2 separate regions of the Homo sapiens genome follow, and region 1 is linked to region 2. A link is a contact called in ENCODE Hi-C data. All regions are on one chromosome and are shown on one strand. The core of a region is the stretch at or near the end of the contact, and the rest is flanking DNA. Distances in the headings are between cores, read along the strand shown.

What was found. A loop is a pair of places that touch in the nucleus more often than their neighbours do. Pooled maps may share reads with other maps.
Region 1: a map of IMR-90 shows a loop between it and region 2 (3-fold over the local background). The contact joins the promoter of ADGRA3 here to the enhancer-like site in region 2. A Hi-C loop is called at or near these places in 1 of 168 maps with a recorded cell type or tissue (IMR-90), 1 of 37 single-sample maps with no recorded cell type and 4 of 50 pooled maps.

The regions. Positions count from the first base shown.
Region 1 is chr4:22,514,723-22,518,832 of GRCh38, forward strand. It overlaps ADGRA3 (adhesion G protein-coupled receptor A3), which reads right to left and starts at 1,344. Exons shown (of 19, transcript NM_145290.4): 1 at 806-1,344. The coding sequence starts at 1,062. It overlaps MIR12115 (microRNA 12115), which reads left to right and starts at 590; the gene lies at 590-663.
Region 2 is chr4:21,885,469-21,889,744 of GRCh38, forward strand. The region is part of intron 1 of KCNIP4 (potassium voltage-gated channel interacting protein 4); the gene reads right to left. Among named protein-coding and RNA genes, the nearest start is that of KCNIP4-IT1, 34 kb to the left of the region's middle. Within about 2 kb of position 2,848, at least 2 of the 41 ENCODE cell types and tissues checked have a DNase peak (open chromatin) inside an H3K27ac peak, as active enhancers do.

The sequences.
Region 1 (4,110 bases), core at 94-2,593, 630 kb after region 2:
GGGGCCAACTGTTCAGCTAGAATTGGCAAAACTACGTTTGCAAAACTGAACCGTGAATCCCAGCACAAGTGAGTTACCAAAATTTTTCCTTCCAGGTGGAAACTCAATCCGAAAATCAAAAATCCCTCGAGTTGGAAGGCTCAATAAACCCACGGTTTTCAGTTCCAATGTTCCTGGCTTTTAAATATAAGCCCTCACAGACACGAAAACGGGACTGCAAGGTACATAAACAGATTGATCTGAAATGTTTCCAGCCCTTAATAACAACTCTATCTTAAAAGGTGCTCTTTAACTGTAATAAAACTAAGATAGCAAAAGGCAAAGGAAGCGTCTTGGGGTTTGGGCTCGCACACAGTCCTTGTGTTTTGCAAACTCTACCACGTAAGTGTAACTTAATTTGCAAAGAAGCAGAAGGACTGGCGCTTGCAATCAAGCATTGTGTTTTCTGGAAACCCAAGCCCAGGATGAATGAGCTTTAACTCTGTTGACTGCGTGTTTACTTGCATCCTCACGTGGCACCGCGCAGCCCAAAAGCGCTGCGCCGGGGACAGCGCGGGGAGCGCCTGAGAACCCGAAAACTTTACTTTGCAAACTAGTGGAGCTGGGAGGCAGCTCGGACGCAGATTCCCTTGCCTTTCCCTGAACTGCACCCATGCCAAGCACACGAGGTCTTTCCTAGCACCGCCCCCTGCCTACAGCTCCACACAAAGGCGCGTGGGTGCCGGCTGGACCCTGCTCCAAAGTTGAGCGGAGAGATAAGAAAGAGCCGAGCGGGAGAGGACCCAGCGTCGCGGGAGATACTCACAGGGTGACCGTGCGGTTGGGCAGAGTATCTGGGGGCAGGACCTGCGCGAGTTCCAGGCTGCTGCACACCACCTTGCCCTCGGCGGCGCCCGCCGCCCTGCCAGCCCCTCGGGGCCGCCCATCGTGCTTGCAGCCGGCGGGCAGCGCCGCGGCGCCGCCGCCGCCGCCGCCTCCCAGCAGCGCGAGCAGCGCTAACAGCGAGAGCGGCAGCAACAGCGGCGGCTGCGCGCGGCCCCGCCGGCGTCCGGGTGGCTCCATGCTGCGGGCCGGGGCCTGCGGGGCGAGCGGCGGCGCACTGGCCTAGCGGGCCGCCCCGGAGCCCGGGCGGGCAGGAGCGCGGCGCGGGCCCAGCGGCGACCGGAGCCTTATGGCGGCCGGAGGACGGGCCTTCCCCGGCGCGGACATGCTCCTTTGTCCGCTGCGGCTGCGCTGGGCCTCTAGGGAGCCGGGGGTCACGGCCGCATGGGTCCCAGCGCCGCTCTACCGCCCGGCGCGAGCACCGCCTCCTCCTCCTCCTCTGCCGCCGCCGCCGCCGCCACTGCCTCCTCCCCTGGCCAGGACCCGCGCGCGGCGGCTCCTCCCCGCCCGCCGCCGGCGGCCGCCCCCGCCCCTTCCCCTCCTCTTTCCCGGCTCTCCTGCTCTCCCCGTGTCTGCAGCTGCCCGGGACCTCGGGGAGGAGGCGCGCGCTCCCGGGACCTGCCGAGCCCGACTCCGACCCGGTGCGCGCCCGGGCCTCGGCCTCCGGGCAGGAGTTGTGGGGAGCCCGCGGGAAGGCAGTAACTCGTAGAGAGAACGGAGGAAAGTTCGAGTCCGAACGGAGGAAAGTTCGAGTCCAAACTCCACCCGCGGTGGCCACTCTCCTGCTCGTTTCCCTTCGCCGCCACCGCGCTCGCACCGCGGGCACAGGACAAAGCAGTCTTGTGCGCTCCTGGAGACTGCCCATGTGGCCCAAGGAGCCTGGCCCGGAGGATGGAGTAGGGACGAGAGTAGGGAATTTCCCTGACCAACCCTATGGGAAAAGTACCCAAAACCAAGTGTTTCGGAAGGAATCGCCTTCTCACCTCATTATGGTAGTCTTATTTGTCCCAAATACACTGGAGCCAGTAAACAGGTTCCTCTTCAATACAGTGAACAATCTGAAGCTGTTTCTGGCCTTCAGCAACAACAGCGATGGTCTCTAAAGGATGCATCTGGACCTCACTAGAAAGGCAGCCTTTTGAAAGAAATTCGACAGGCAAAGATACTTGAGATGTTCACCAGTTCGAGCAATAATGAGCAAACCCTCCAAGAAACCCCAACAGAATTGATTACTCTGACTTCCAGCCTCGCCCTAACATTTGCAAGCCCAGGGCTTACCTACCCTATGTTTAAAATTTTACAAGGACTATATCATGCTAATAAAATATATTCTGTGCTCCTGCCTTGAGAAATTACCTTCATAACAACCTGGAAGGTTTGTAAGCAGGATTCTCAGACACCTTGGAGTTTCTCCCTGAAACATGGCAGGTGGGAAAGAGTCAGATCCAAACCTTTGGCCTGTACACCTTCACCGTCTTTGCTTCCTGTGCCCAGCTATCTTCAAGGACAAGAGGGGATTTTTTGTACCTGTGTGTGAACACCGCAGCCCACAAAACCAAGTTCTGTTCACACTTTCTAACAGCCACCCTCTGTCTGCGTCTGGATCTCAGGTGTGCCTATACCAGTTGTTGGGTCCTTCATTGGGAGGACAGTTCTCAGAAGAAGCTAGCTCAGGGCCAAGAAGTGGCTTTGGTAATACCAGTCAGGGAATTCCAGGGTCCTGGGTCTTGGGGACATAGTGGGTACCCAGGCTTTGGGTGCTGGCCTGGAGATTTTTCACCCCATAAGAAGAGTCAGGTTGGTGTCCTCTAAAATGGAGGGCCTAGAACACGGTTTTTCTTGCTTGGGTCTAAGGACACTACTGCCTCTGGCCCCTACAAAATTTATCTTAGGGACCAATTTGCAGGAATCTGTTTATCTGGCTAGAGCTTTCTCAATGGGAAGTAAATAAATGGTCTCCATTTATCATTTATCAGTGTTGTATTAAATTTGAATAGCAGTTCATTTGACCAACCCAACCATGTCCAGTGCTGTCTAATAATACATTCTGTGATTGTATAGCTGTTCTAGTTCTTTGCTGTCTAATATGGTGGCCAACTGTGGCTACATAGTGTGTGGAATGTAGATAGTGTGCAATAAGAATTAAATTTTTCATTTCATTTTAATTAATTTACATTTGAATTTAAATGCCCAGTGGCTACCCTGTTGGTGTTGAACAACATAAGCCCAGACACTATGATGGGAAGAAAAAGTGGGAGATTATCTGCACCATTAAGTGACTTCGGATCTATAAATAACCTTAGCAGGCACACTGGTGCCTCTGTGTTAAGGTGGGTGAAATGGATCACATTTCTCTTGAATTTATCTGAAGAATTATTATTCCCTAACAAAATAATGATCTGTTTTTTGATTAAGATAAAACCTTACTACAGATTGAGCATTGAGCATCCCTAATCCAAAAATCCAAAACCTGAAATGCTCCAAAATCCAAAACTTTTTGAGTTCCGACAAGTAATACCTCAAGTGCAAAATTCCACACCTGGTCACATGTGATGGGTCACCATCAAAATGCAGACACACTATGCAGTTTACTAGCATCCCCAAGGGAAAAAAGCCCCTCCCAGCCCTTTTCTGCTGCTATATATCTTTTCAGGGCATGCCTAAATTCCCCCATGCAAGCGTGCCCCCCAAAGGTAATCAAATGGCATGCATGCAGGCTGGATTTGCCAACGACAAGTTCCCCACAATGCCCACACTGGGCCTTCATCTACGTGCATTACTCACTGTGGGTTTGCTTTTTTGTTGTTTTTTGGTTTTTGTTTTCCTTTTCTTTGCTCTGTGGTGTAAAGCTATTGTTAGTATAAAGAAATATCAGGCCGGGTGCAGTGGCTCACACCTGTACTTCCAGCACTTTGGGAGGCCAAGGCGGGCGGATCACGAGGTCAGGAGTTTGAGACCAGCCTGGCCAACATAGTGAAACCCCGTCTCTACTAAAAATACAAAAAAATCAGCCAGGTGTGGTGGCGGGCACCTGTAATCCCAGCTACTTGGGAGGCTGAGGCAGGAAAATCGCTTGAACCAGGGAGGTGGAGGTTGCAGTGAGCCGAGATCGTGCCACTGCACTCCAGCCTGTGTGACAGCGCAAGACTCCATCTCCAAAAAAAAAAAAAAAAACAAAAGAAAAAAAAAAAGAAATATCAAAGAAGCCTGAAGTTAATCTGTGGTTAT
Region 2 (4,276 bases), core at 1,598-4,097:
TGTCTTGTAGCCTAAGAACTGCAGGAAATAGAAATGAATCACTTTCCCACCAACTTCTATTTCTTGTTTTCTTGCCACGGGTTCTATTCACCCACTTAAGCATCTTAAGTCAATCAAATTTTTATAACCAAATCTCCTTAACAAATGCAAAACTCACTTCCCACCAAACAACCCTAATTTAGCACAAACTTTAAATTTCAAAGGAAATTTGAACGTGTTTTGCTTTAAATGTCAGGACTAGATTTTCAGACGGAATAATTAAGAGGGAGGAGACACTTCCTTCCAATAAAATAGATTGCTAGTTTGTGGAAAGTACTAAGAATATTATGTTTTTTTCCATATGCTACTAATGGGCATCCTGATGATCACATGAAGCTTGCTTCTTTGTCCTGATTGCCACGAAGATGAGAATATTCGCACTGAAATCCAAAGGATAGACATCCGCTCTTAAAAGGCAGATCTATCGGCTTGTGTCTTCTATTACGCCTGCAGTTTTCAAGTATCATTACTCATTCTCACAACAATCCATAATCCCCTTGTCATGTGGATAAGGCTTGTGGATTATTTTTTCTTACTATTATATAATATGTCATATTTCTTACATAAGTAAGCAGTTTTTTAGAACATGAAATTCTGTATTGTTTGGAATGAATGAGATTCATGCAGTTTTTGAAATGTTTTGGAAATTTTACTGAAACTTATTATGATTTTCCAGGTTTAATGTTTAGAATCTGATCATCATGACTGAAAAGTTATGTTATAAACTGATTTATACAGCATAATTTTCCAATTCATTGAGGGTGAAATTAAGCTCCAAAAGTGCCAAAAGCTTTCAAGATGCCAGAAAACAAATAAAAAGCAGATCTTTGGAAATGTTTTTGCCCAACACAAGCATTTTTCACACTACATCCTATCTTCTCTCCCAGGCTGTTTTCTGAAGGTCCTCCCATTTCTCTAATTATGTCAGAGAAGGCTTCTCAGTTACTAAAATGTACTGCCCCTCTTCAACACTTAACCCTAATGTATTTTTACAGAGGGAGTAAGCGGATGGGTTTCTGCCAGCACCAGGGAGCTATAAACAGTTCCCACAGGGGGTGAGAGACAGGGTCTACATAAAGCTTCCATCAAAACTGTAAATCCCAAATCTGTGAATGCAGAGGTTTTCCACATTGAAAAGTGTGATTGTGATCTTTGTGTCTTACCAAGAGATGTGACATTTAATAACTTTAAATATCTCCAAAGACTGACTTCAAGATCAGTGATATTCTCAGTGAAGTAAATGCACCTGATACCTGTGGCAACCATGGAGGGCACACACACACAAATTACATTTGGCTAAATTACAAAAGCTCTTCTTTTTATTTTTCATTTTTCTTCATTTTAAGATGTTCGTTATATTAGGAAACTAAGCCATGTATAATAAATGCTTTTGCTTTAGAGAGTGTGAGCGTTCATTTGAAGACCACTGAAAAAACTGGATGAAATCAAACAGTCAGGAATACAGGCTAAAAGCCCTGGTCTTAATTAAAGATCTACTAAGCAGCAAGCTATTGACATCATTGCCAGCTTCAGGACAAAGATAAAGTACAAATTTTTTTAAAAAGAGAAAACTGACTTTGTGTAAAATATAGACTCTAGACACAAAATACATAGAAAATGCTGTCCTTAAGAGTAGATGATAATGGCCTGGTGTCTTAGTCAGTTTGGGGTTCTATAACAAAAGTACCACAGATGAGGTGGCTTAATCAACAGAGATGTATTTGTCATAGTTCTGCAGGCTGGAAGTCTGAGACCAGGGTTCCAGCACGGTCAGGTTCTGGTGAGGACTCTCTCCCTGGTTTGCAGTTGGCCATATTCTGGTTGTATCCTCACTTGGAGGGGCGCAGAAAGAGTTAGCTCTCTGGTATCTTCTTACAAGGACACTAATCTCATTCATGAGAGTTCCACCCCCAAGACCTAATCACCTCCTAAAGGCCTTACTTCAAACCACCATCACATTTGGGATTCGATTTCAATGTATGAATTTTGGGGGAACACAAATATTTAGTCCACATCACCTGGGGACAGGATGCTCCAAAGAGATTTTGAATGATGAATTTCACCCTTCCCCCATTTACCTTCCTAAATTGTTTCAGACACAGAAACTTACGAAAGAAAATGAATATTTTCTCTTTAGTCATTGTCATGCTTAAGGAAATTATGCTGAACTCATTTGCATGAAGATGATTCAGCCTTCTGAATGATTTCCTTAACTAACACAGTTATTATTATAGATGAGGTTATATAACTGAAAAGCTTAAAAGAGGTTGTAACCATCCTTTATATATTCTAACTCATAAAGAAAATATTGCTGATGATTGAAACCAGTTGATTTTGCAGAATATTTGCTGATCATAAAAAGTCTTTGAAATTACTTTTTGAATTTCCAATGTAAAGTTGGGCCAATGAGGAAAAAGAAACTTCTGGTAAAACTTTCTACCTAGTGTTTTATCATTAGTTGTTCAACTATGATAGTTCATATTTATGTAACACTTACTATGTGCCAGGTATTGTTCTGATTCTTCTTCATTATTTCATTTTATTGTCACAACAACTTTATGACTTATGTATTATTAGGTATGATTATTATCACCGCTTTACAGAGAAGAAAATTAAGGCAGAGAGAAGTTAAGTGACTTACCCCAAGGTCTCACAGAGCTGGGATTCAATCTTTGCTCTTAAACTCACTAAACTAAACTGATTCTGAATAAGGATAAATACAACAAGTTTAACACTCTGACTCATACACAGAATAACTTAAAGAAGAGTAAGGGAAAACTGGTGCAGGCCACAAGAATTACTCATGGAGGTCCTCTGTGGAACATTATGCAAAGTGTGTTGGATAATGTTTATCTTTTAACAACCAAAGTAGAACTGGTGACTAAATTCTCCCTGTGCTTAGACTCATACGATTCAGATGCAATAAAAAATGAGTCAAAACTTCAGGTTTGTATTTCCATAATAATGTTGCACCCAAAGCCTTGTGAACACAAGAAGATAAAAGGAAACTAGAAAGAAACAAGACTTTCAAAAAGACTAGGACACATAAGGGTGATTAGGAGCCACTCTCCTCAACCGTTTTCCTTTGCCCTCAGGTGCAATCATGCCAGAAGCAGTTAATTCTATACCCTCCCCTTTGTTAATTTCATATTTTGTATGCTCTGTGTCATTACATTCACCATGCTATTATAACTGTCCACACCTTCTGAAGGGCTTCTGCTCCTGCTCAGAGCTGGCCTACAGCTACTGTCTTCATGACTCACATAACTGCTCAAGGCTTTGCTTCCTCATCTCCAATCTGAAACTTCTATCTCACTGAGCTTTTTTGGTCTTTGGCTTCACATCCAGTTTAGCTCTTTTTATGCAGTCACATGGATCACCTGTCAAGTTTTACTTTTACTACTACAAGTTAAGCATATCGAATCTGAAAACCTGAAACTTGAAATGCTCCAAAATTCAAAACTTTTTGAGCATCAACATGACACAATGACAAGTTAGCCTGAACACACTACTTTTTCACTATATTAATGGCATGTCATATTTTTATTGCTAAGTATTTATACGTGAATGAGTGTAAGAAAATGATTGCTTATAGGTACAATATAAATTTAGAGTCAGGAGTGACAGTGATGCCAAACAACCACAGGTTATCCACACAGGTGGCTGAGATAGTGACACTTTTGCTTTTCCATGGGTCAATGCATGCAAACTTTGTTTTATATACAAAAATTATTTAAAATATTGTATAAAATTATCCTTGGGCTATGTATATAATGTGTATATAAATCATAAATAAATCTCATGTTTAGATTTGGGTCCCATCCCCAAGATATCTCATTAATTATGTATATGCAAGCATCTCAAAATCTGAAAAAAAAACATCTAAATTCTGAAACACTTCTGATCTCAAACATTTTGGATAAGGGATATTAAACCTGTACTATTAATAGCTACCTGAAGGCATTGCATTAGGTACTCAACACTCATTTACCACAAATGTAGATCAACCATGCAAGGCAGGAGCTATCATCCCTATGATCCTAATACACAAGGGAGGCCAGAGGTTTCTCTTGGGGAGTGACATTTGAGCTGATAGCTTAAGTACGAAAAGGGTTTCAATTTGTGAATACTAGAAACAACTACCCTAGGCAGATGGTTCAGAACATGTAAAGGTTTTCGAGTAGGAAAAAACCTAGAACTAACAATAAGCTAATGTGGCTAGAGAAAAACCTGTGAG